Regions from separate parts of the Homo sapiens genome. Here region 2 is linked to region 1. Evidence: chromatin loops called from intact Hi-C (ENCODE). Cell type or tissue: endothelial cell of umbilical vein. All regions are shown on one strand. Each heading gives the region's core, and the rest is flanking DNA. Links, peaks and the distances in the headings are about the cores only.

Region 1 (5,387 bases), core at 240-5,239:
TTGGCCAGGCTGGAGTGCAGTGGTGCAATCTCAGCCCACTGTAATTTCTGCCTCCTGGGTTTAAGCAATTCTCCTGCCTCAGCCTCTAGAGTAGCTGGGATTACAGGCACATGCCATCATGCCCGGCTAATTTTTGTATTTTTAGTAGAGATGGGGTTTCACCATGTTGGCCAGGCTGGTCTTGAACTCCTGACCTCAAGTGATCCGCCAGCCTCGGCCTCTTAAAGTGCTGGGATTACAGTCGTGAGCCACCGCGCCCGGCCCTCAGGCTCTTTTTTTATAACTACTTCTTGTTTTTCAGGTTTCAGGTCAAATATCACACTATCAGAGGGACCCCAACTTCACACTTCAATCAGAATTTCTCTGAACCCCTTTCCACTCTCTATCATCTCATTCTTTTCAATAGGTACCCATATGTGACCTTTTTTATTGATTTGTTGTTTATTATCTGCATCCTTTTCTAGAATTTGAGCCTCAAGAAGCCAGCGACTTAGACCAGCTCCCCTAGAAACAGACCCTGACTAAGGATTCAAGCAAAAGTAGTTTACTAAGAAGAGATCCCAGGAAGCACAAAAGGAGTAGTCAAGAAGTGAAACAAAAAGAGGTAGGAAGTCTGTAATGGATACATTATCCAGTGGGTTACACTGTGGACAACTGGAGTTCAAATGCCTGGGGAACTTGGAGTGATGGAGTAGAATGAACCTTAGAGTTATCCCATCCCAAAGCTGAGGAAGCTGGGTCATTTACCCTCCAACTCCCACCTGTCATTGACTGAAGGCTTCCAGCTAAGAGAAGCTCCTTTTTTTGTTTGTTTCTTTTTTTTTTCTTTTTTCTTTTCTTTTCTTTTTTTTTTTTTGAGACAGAGTCTCACTCTGTTGCCCAGGCTGGAGTGCAGTGGTGCGATCTCAGCTCACTGCAACCTCTGCCTCCAGCAATTCTCCTGCCTCAGCCTCCCCAGTAGCTAGGACTACAGGCATGTGCCACCACACCTGGCTAATTTTTGTATTTTTAGTAGAGACGAGGTTTTACCGTGTTAGCCAGGATGGTCTTGATCTCCTGACCTCATGATCCACCCACCTTGGCCTCCCAAAGTGCTGGAATTATAGGCATGAGCCACCACCCCCAGACCAGAGAAGGTCCTTATGCAGAGTCATGAGTGGTTGCAGCAAGACTCTGCAGTCAAGTGCTGGGGTGGTGAGAGCTGAGAGGACACGGGCAGGGGGTGACGCCAACAGCATTTGCTACAGGGATCTTGTCTGTGTAATTTACCACTATCTCCAATGCTTTGCATAAACACTCAATAAACACTTGTGGAATGGATGAGAACAACAATTTTGAAAAAGCGTAACAATATTAAATATAGCAAATGTAATGAAAATGCCAATATGCAAATTATACATACAACATAAAAACCATTATGTATTTTGCAAATATATTTGCTACTCTCCTGATTTGTGGCTCTCCAATGGAACATGACTGAAGACAGTATTTAAAGCTGAGCAATTCTTAGAATCCAGCACTCCAGGCAGTAGTGTGGAATAAAGAGCTGGACTAGAATGTCAGAAGATGTGGGCCCTCTCTAGACACTGCCAGAAGTGAACGGCATGACCTTGAGTGAGCCACTTCCCCCTTCATGGACTCTGTTTCCTACTCCATAAAAGAAAATTTGAGAAATGGCATCTGAGGCCTATTCAAGTTCTCAAAGTCTATAGGACTAAACATTAGGCATATATGACTGAGAAGATTGACACATGGCCTTATATAGCTTTCCTGAGCCTGGGTATTTTGGGAATGTGAGATCATGTGCAATATAAGGAAAAGCACTCAGTCAACCGGCCTAGATTTTCTCCTGCTAAATAATACTCAGAGGCTTTGGGGCCACTATATCCTCATCTTAAGAGAAAAGGCCAGTGCTCTGCAAAAGCAATTAAAAAAAAAAAACAGTATTTATTGAATGCTTGCTATATGCCAGGAAACTTACTAGAGGTCAGATATTGCTTTAATTTGAAAATTAATCAGCTTCTGTTGCAGCATTTTAAAAATAAAAGCCTTACATCCCATAAAGTTCAGAAGCCTCAAGTGGGAATAGATGAAATTAGACTTGCCTGGAACATAGCAAGCTGTCTTGATCACATATTTCAAACATTTAGTTTTGAGAAGAAACTTGCCAACTATTTCTCTCTTTTGTTTTGTACATGTGGACTATTTCAAAAGCAGTTTAGTGAGTCTACATTTTATTCATTCCCAATTAAACTACATACAACACTGAGTTTTTTACATCTCTTGTAGATTCCAGAAAGATTTTTTCTTTAACAGAGGTGGTCACAATCTTCACTGGGTAGGTGAAAAATGGAACCTGCAACTCCTAATAATTAGTTTCCATGATTGGAACTTTGAGAAAGGCAGGGGCAACCTCTGCTTAATAATAAGAGTTGACAGACGTGAGAAAGTCATATCAAAGATTTGCCTTTCTACAGTACCACCCCAGTGAGAGCTCAAAATGCTTTATAAACATTTTCTCAGCTGTCGAAGCTCCCTGCAGGGAAGGCAGGTGATGTCTGGTTGCACACACACACAATTTCCCTGTTAACACTGTCTTAATGTTGGATGAATGACTCCCTGAGACATGTCCCAAATTCCCTTCTCTCTGCAAAGCCATGCTGGTTAGCACTCAGGGCAAGTCTTTGCGGAGGAAGCTGGCTGATTCTCAGGGAATCATCTTAGAAGCGATGTTAGTGGCCCTGCAGGAGACTAACAAGTCCGCAGAGTCTGGCAAACACTTGATGTCAAATTCCCAGGAGCTTTTGTTTCCAAGGAAAACCTAAACAATGACTCACGTCTTGGCTGACTTGCCCAGACCTGTCCATTATGCCCAGTCACCAAGTGAGCCCAGCGTGAAGGAAGGCCGTGCTCTCCATTCTTTCTTGCATAAGCTTTGTTACCACATTAAATGTGTTTAGAAACGCCTTTGCAATTTCTGCTACGTATTTATAGTTATATTCATATTTATACTTACATTATTTATATTCACATATATAAAACATGCAAATTCTTTTTTTAGTCCTTCTAGACCAACATTTGTTGTAGCTCATGCAAAGCACCGCACAGGAAACTTTTTGCCATTGTATTATGGAATTTTGAAGGGAGGAAGAAAATGGTAAGGTTTTTAGCTCCATTCTCATTACAGGATATTTTCCATTTTAAGTGGTACCTGAATTCTTCCCACCAATCTGGGAACCATGGTGACCTGTTTCATGTCACCTTTCAGCACCTTTGTCTTTCTTTTTAGTGACCCATTGTCTCCCTTCCCATCCCATAACCACATTCGAATCCAGCCAAAGTCAGGAAATGTGTGAGGCCAACACAATAGCCAAAATGTTTATTTAATTGTATTACTGTGTACTCTTCTGTTAGGAAGTTCCCATAATGGAATAGAACATAACAGGATTATACACACTTATAAAGCTGGGTGCTGAATAAAAATAATTGGATAAAATGACCATAAATAGGACAAAATGAAAACCCATTATTTAAAATGCAATGCTGGTCAAACGAATTAACTATGGGCCATCATGCACACTGTCAGTGGAAGGAAACTAAACCCATCAGATGAGACTGCATTTCTTTCCTTGATGTTTTCCCACTAAATGCCCAATGTGCTCTTTAGGGTCCACTGATTTTCTGGAAACTAATCAAAATTGATTGCCTAGGTCAGTGGTTCTCAAACGGGGGCGATTTTTGCCTCCCAGGGGAAATTTGGCCAGGGGGATATTTTGGGGCTGTCACAATGGTGGGGTGGGTGGAGAGTGTGTGCTAGGAGCATCTAACAGGCAGAGGTCAGGGACAATGCATAGGACAGTCTCCACAACAATGAATTCAAGGCCCCAAATGTCAACAGTACTGAGATTGCGAAACCCTGACCTAGGTATTGACCAACAAGGGTAGAATTTATGCTAAAACCTTTTATCCCTGCTAAAAAGAAATCCTAGCCTGCCTATGCTCATGGTCACTACAGCAGTTTGGTCTTCTCCCACATTATTTTAATGTTCTCCTCCCTAGTGACCTGGCTGCCAGCCCCTTTCTCTCCCAGTTTATCTTAGAAACAGCTCTGACAGCGTCATTTCTTTCTACTGCTCCCAACACCAAAAGGGCGTTTCTGCCTCAGAACAGAGGGGTAATGCAGTACAAAGGAACAGAAACAGAGTTTGCACTACCTTGGGTGTTGAGTCTTAGATTCGTTATTTCCTGACATAACCTCCATAATTACTTAGTCTGTCTCTGAGTTCCTCTCTATTGGGTGGGGCAATAATTACTGTCCTGACCACCTGATTGGACCGTCTTGAGGTCATGTGAGCTTTGGTGAACATAATGGTTTATGTAAATATAGGGGTAAGGGAATAATAAGGTCCAAACTCTTCAATAACATTCAAAATCTTTACCTGGCCCCATGACCTGGCTCCAGCTTTATCACCTTAATTTCACCTTAAGATTCCAGTTAAACTATTAGTTTGCATACCTTTAATAAAGATGCCTCAAATTTTCCTATTAATTCATTCGAAAACTATTCATTGATCACCTGATGGATGCAAGACAGTGTGATAAATGCTGGGGATGTAATGAGAGTAGAATAAAATAATCACATTCTCTGCCTATAGGCAGCTTTCAGATTTGGTGTCTTTGCGTTTGATGTTTTGTTTTTGTTTTTTTGTTTTTTTTTTCCCCACCAGACATGTAACCCCCATGCTTTGTCTTTGACCATTAAACTCATTTATTCAACAAAATTCACATTAAAAGTTACTCTTATCATGAAGCATTTATTTATTCCCCAAATCAGAAATACCTCCATTGACATTTGGGCTTTTTGTCTCTTATGATAAACACCACATTCTGCACTGCATTCATTATTTATGTAATCTTATTTCTCCTATTAGATTTTAAGCACTCTGTGTGGGAAAAAGAAAAGTGTCTTATTCAACTCCGTACTCTCTTCCGCAAGCTTCATAAGATACAACAGCATCAAGCAGGGCACTTCCCACATGGTAGGTACTCAATAGATGTCTCAATTTCTAATTGAAAGGTTTTATAAATAGGACATAAAATGCCCACAAAATAGTAGAGACTGAATTGTAAAGCTCAGAGATAGACAACCGTAGGAACATTCATTAGTCGTGTCTCCCATTCTCTGTATTTCCAAGGCACCCTGTTCTTTCTCTGTCATAGTTCCATCCCACTCTGAATTTTTAGCTATCTACTTACTTGTAACCTCCTCCTAAACTGTAAGTTCTTTAAAAGCAATACATATTTCTGTCTTGTCTCCCCACTGTATTTCTAGCATTGAGTACAGTGCCTGGTTCATTGTAGATACTAAAGAGCTGAATGAATAAATG
Region 2 (5,387 bases), core at 307-5,306, 90 kb before region 1:
TGAATAAGGCCCAGGGGCCAACCCAAGATATGAGAGCAGAGGTGCTGCTGGAGCTACCACTTCTTCCCAGAGGACTGTCCAACCTCCCCAAAGTGTCATACTGCACACACAGATCCAGCCCTTGGCCTGCAATGTTTTTTCACAGATCCAGTCTCTACAGAGGATGGTCTGAGTCACTGAGATAGCTTATTTCTAAGGCACATGCCTATCTTTTTCAGTGAGTTGGAAAAGGTACTGGCCCTTGAAGGTCATTATCACAAGGCATGAACAAATTCTGTGTATAATCTTTCTGCTCAAATTTTAGCTATGTAGTATTGATTCAAGAATGCTAGATTGGGCCAGGCATGGTGGCTCACACCTGTAATCCCAGCTACTCGGGAGGCTGAGGCAGGAGAATGGCGTGAACCCAGGAGGCAGAGCCTGCAGTGAGCAGACAGCACGCCACTGCACTCCAGCCTGGGCAACAGAGCGAGACTCCGTCTCAAAAAAAAAAAAAAAAGAATGCTAGACTGTGTGTGTGTGTGTGTGTGTGTGTGTGTGTGTGTGTGAGAGAGAGAGAGAGAGAGAGAGAACAAGCTTTTCTTTTTTGAAACGCCAACCTGAAAGAGTTAAGAAGCATCTAACATTTCCATGTCCCCAAAGCAAAATATGGAAAAGAGCCCATTCTCAGTGCAATGTCAAAAACTGTGCTTCAGTAACATTTTTGAAATTGAGAGAAGAGATTCCACTATTCATGGGGCAAATGCATCTCACAAACCTGGCCTCATCCAACATGCCCATCCATTTTTGCATGTTGGGTCTTTTTTTCTAAATTATGATTCAATTCTATTTTAAGAGATTCAGAAAATATGGTGGTAACAACTTGGGCAAAATCATCTTCTGAATTTGGCACTGTAAGGGCAGAATTTTTCTAAGGGTGGAACCATAGCCAGATAGCAATCAGAAGCTGGAAAATCCTGCTATCAACCCTATTTATAAAAATCATCTCTGTTTTAGTACCATGGCTGATTGTCATTTTACTCAATTATGCAAGGCTTGGCTGGTTCCCTGAGTCCCTTGGCAATGCACTGAGGCCATGAATATCGGGTGGCAGCTTCCCTCACTGACAATCCCTCTTCTTCAGGTTCATTTTGACAAGCATATTTGCCCGATCACTGAGCATTGCTATTTTCTTACTCCTACTGTCTGCTTTGTAGTTTCATTTCTTCTTATTCCTGGTGAATTTCCTGACACCCCAAAGCTGCCATCTTTTCTGAAGATACTCTTAAGGGAGAGGGCTCCTCCAGAACTGTAGCGAGATACTGCCTGGAGTACATATTGATTCAGAATTGGAAATAATGCACTAGCATGAAACAAATTTTAGCACAGAACTGAGAAACTAGTGCTGGTGAAATAGAAGAGCAAAAACAAAAGAAAAATCAAAATTCATATGAAATGCTTCAGCAAAATGTTAAGGTTAATGGAAAGCTAGTAAGAGAGGCAAGAGGGCTTATTTGAAATCATTGGTGTGATAGAATATTGTAGGATGTGACAAATGATCATCCATTTCAAAGTGTAGGTGGTTTAGGAGAGATGAGGTAAAATAGAGGTTGTGTTCTTTTTAAAAGTACTGATCTTATATTCTTCTTCTCATATATTTTAGAGATCATAGAAACAGTGTCTTTGTTAAGGTGAAAGACAAAATATAGAAGAGATTATTATGGTAAGACCTCACTATGCCCAATTCCCACCATAGTGTTTAAAACACAGAGGGAAATTTAAAAACTCCCAAACCAGTCAACCAAGATGCATGAGAATGTTTGGTTAATATGCCTGAGTTCCTCTGGGTTAGGATCACTGTGGCAAGATCTGTTGCAAATGGAGAATCTTTAGTCTCCTGATGGCTTCTGGATGTGCACTGTCCAATATGGTAGCCAACAGTCACAGGTGGCTAGTGATGATTTGAAATTTGGCAAGTCCAAATTGAGATGTATTTTAGGTAAAAAAAAAACCTAACAGATTTTGAGACCTTGCTATAAATAAAATAATATAAACTCTCTCATTAATATTTTATATTAATAATACATTGAAATGATAATATAGATATGTTGAGTTAAATAAACTATATCGATAAAATAAGTTTCATATGTTTCTTTTTACATTTTAAATATGCATACTAAGAAGTTCAAAATTACAAATGTGACTCTCAATAGTGGCTCACATTATGCTTCTGTTGGACTTCATTGTTCTATAAAAGCCACCTCCATAGGCTATTAGTGAGCCAACCTCTTTCTTGGGAATGTTGGAAAACATTTCTAAACTATAAAATTGAGATAGAATTAAGGTAGACACACTTATAAGTTTGTTACAGGCAATGATTAACCACGCATTTAGAACAAGCCTTGATCATAATGCTGCATGCTGCATGAACTTCTAACGACAGAATCTTTTCTAAAAATAGGTAGAGGAAGTGTCTATCAAATTCTTACAAAATTCAGCTTTGGAGGAGTGTATTTTAATGAATTCGTGGATAGAAAGAACTTGGGAGAAATAAAATCTTAGAAACTAGAGAGAGTGCAATAGGTAGCTTCCCAACATCCCTACAAATGTAAAAACTCATTAAATGATTGTATGAAGAGGATAATGATCACAAACACTCAGATTGTGCTTGCTATGTGCTAGAAAACAATACTCTATGTATATCAACTCAGTTAGTTGTATATAACTCCTTTGACAGGACTTTAATTATGTACCAAGTGACAACCTCATATACAAGATTTATAGCCAGGGTGTTCACTGCTATCTCTATTTTCTCAGCCATACTGGCTCTTCCAGCTCAGATCTAACAAGGCAACTATCCAAAGGGAAACAGGAGGTTAAGTTCTGATTCACATACTTTAAACTATTTGCAATAATATGGTGGATAAAATAGATGGTTTATACTTGCATATGATATCAAGTTGCATATTAGAAATGTTATGTCTTTGTACAGGAAACTAATTCGTAGCAACTGTCAATTAGAGAAATATTGAATCAAAAGAGAGTGAATCAGAAGTTGACCTCCAATGTGGACAACTGCAATATATTTACAGGCTTTAAATACACCAGCATAAAATTTTCCAATAAAATTTTGCTAGACATAAAGGAGCTGGTGGATCATGGTAGACCATTGTTTGACTGGGAATTCGTTCATCATGTTAAAGTAAATTAAAAAGCAGCACAACTATTTCAATGCATACATTCCAGAGATACAAAAGTGTGAAATGAATCCTCCAGCTATGTTTGATGCCAGATGAGTCCTCATTAGAGTGAAATGCACTGTTTTGTTTTAGCTTTTCTGAAAATATGTGGATAAATAGAAGATAAGCCAGAAATGAGGGTCACCAAAGTGATTAACAATTCAAAAAACAGATCCCTGACCCAAGGTCTAAAGTTGAAATTACTGGGAAAGGTATATTGATATAGGAACTTAATAATTGGGGCCTATCTAATTCAAATGCCTAACTCTCTATCTTACAGTGCACTCCTGCATGCATGCATGCATACACACACACACTCTTGAGTGTGCACACCAGGAAAGAATGTACATACCCAAAGAACAATAGAAATCTAGTCTATTAAGCAACATCTGGATAATAAAGACAATCACAGACACTATTAAAAGTTTTACAGTTTCTGTTCCTAGATCCTTATAATGTTGCAGTGCTTTGTGCAACATTACGTCATGTTGACACAAACTATTTTTTTAGAGTAACACTAACAATTGTCTTCTTAAGTAACTAATCTTTTCATCATCAATTTCCATTTTTTGGGAACAAGTATTTCACATGCCAATGTAAGTGGAAACATGGGAAGGAGGCACCGGAAGAGGGAGGAATGGGAGAAGGACTTCACAATTAATGAAGACGTGAAAAGTGATATGATGACTGTCATAAAAAATAAAAAGAAATAATGAAAAGAGCCATCTGTCTTAGAAATAACCTTACCTGGGTAGAGCACTTGAGTCAACTAACTCTTGATGCTTTTTCTCATCTATGTTTTTTTTTTTTAAACTGTTCCAGAATTGGAGAGAATGTGCTTTTCTTGTGAGCCCTTATACTGCTCTTGTATAGATTCTGAGACAAGTGGCTCTGGTTGCTTCTGTTCCCAGAGGTGGCCTCTTCTGTACCACGTGACCACCTCAGATGACTGGATGGAAGGTAGGTGTCCTGGCATGAAGACTAAATGGCATTGCAGATGACTAATTGGAAGAACTGGACCATAGTATTTTCCCTCTTGGGGAATCAGCAAGTGAGTCATGGAGGCAGTGTGGGCAGTAGCTGGTATGAAAGCTGCAGGCAAATATTAGGGAGTAGCAGAGGCAAGAGACAGCTGCACTAAGCAGGGGAGTCCCAAGGAGATTCCCTGATGTCTCCTGCCGAGATGATAAAGAAGGGACAGTCACCAGGGCTGCCTCAGATCTTGAGTGAGCTTTCAGATACCAGCTCTTCTCATCACAGGGAGGCCAAGCTCTCCTGCAATTCCTATTTGAGTTGGTCATCTTTCACTTTCTTCTGTCAGATTTCTTTCTCCCTTCTTTTAGTTATAGCATCTCTAATATTCTTCCAGGGAAACAATACTTCCCCACGTTCAGTCCATTTGGGTTGGGTAGAGTGGACCCCAACTTTCATTTCCAAGGGTCAGTATGTGACCCAGGCCTGGATAATCAGAATATTCCATTCCTCTGGCCAGAGGGTCTGGTGACACAGCCCAAGATAAGCCAATAGGAGTCATCCCTTGGATTTTTGCATAGCTGTTTGGAAGGAGGAGCTCTCTTTCTTTTGAGTTGCTGGGAGGGCAAGATCTAAGCCCTGAGTCATTGCTGTCAAGTCTTTAGCAAAATGTGGAAATAACCTGCCTGAGAATTAAGCCAATACAGAGGGAAGCAGAGCCAAGGGATGGAGAAGACGAGAAAGAGAATCGTTCATTCCCTGGATCTAGTGGTGCCTGAAAGCTGGGATACCCATAGGTAGGTTTTCTAGTAGCATGGATTTCTAGAAGCCAATAAATTCTTTTTTTCTGCTTAAGCCAGCTTGAGTTGGGTTTCCAGTGAACATGATATTGTTCTTTTTATAAAAGCTGATTATAATATTTTGCTTGTATTCCCCTGAGGCCTAAACACTCCCTCAGGAATCCAGTATATCTTATTTCCACTTATTCCCTTGAATTAAATTTCTACTTGGGAAAATATGAACATGTCTCCCATCCTTCCATATAAACGACATAACTAACACACTCCTTTATATTATTTGATAAGTGTCATTGTGTTGGATTTCCTCAATCTGGTTCACCAGGGCACATGTAAAATTCAATAAATGAAAATATGGTACCCAATGAGCACTGGACTGTGTTTAAGTCCTAGGTCTGAC

The links. Peaks named below come from ENCODE experiments on the same cell type or tissue, not always from the same donor. Only the 100,000 strongest peaks of a DNase experiment are listed, where the experiment ranks them.
Region 2: it touches region 1 in a loop (2.5-fold over the local background); 4 of 110 quality-filtered maps call a loop at or near these places.

What each region holds. Positions count from the first base shown.
Region 1 is chr9:84,849,541-84,854,927 of GRCh38, reverse strand. The region is part of intron 12 of NTRK2 (neurotrophic receptor tyrosine kinase 2); the gene reads right to left. Among named protein-coding and RNA genes, the nearest start is that of NTRK2, 180 kb to the right of the region's middle. RefSeq lists enhancers at 1,923-3,122, 2,599-3,145. In endothelial cell of umbilical vein, for the core only: no CTCF peak of the experiment used is centred there; DNase peaks (open chromatin) are centred at 2,827 and 3,337; H3K27ac peaks cover 1,335 bases.
Region 2 is chr9:84,939,377-84,944,763 of GRCh38, reverse strand. The region is part of intron 15 of NTRK2 (neurotrophic receptor tyrosine kinase 2); the gene reads right to left. Among named protein-coding and RNA genes, the nearest start is that of NTRK2, 270 kb to the right of the region's middle. In endothelial cell of umbilical vein, for the core only: no CTCF peak of the experiment used is centred there; no DNase peak of the experiment used is centred there.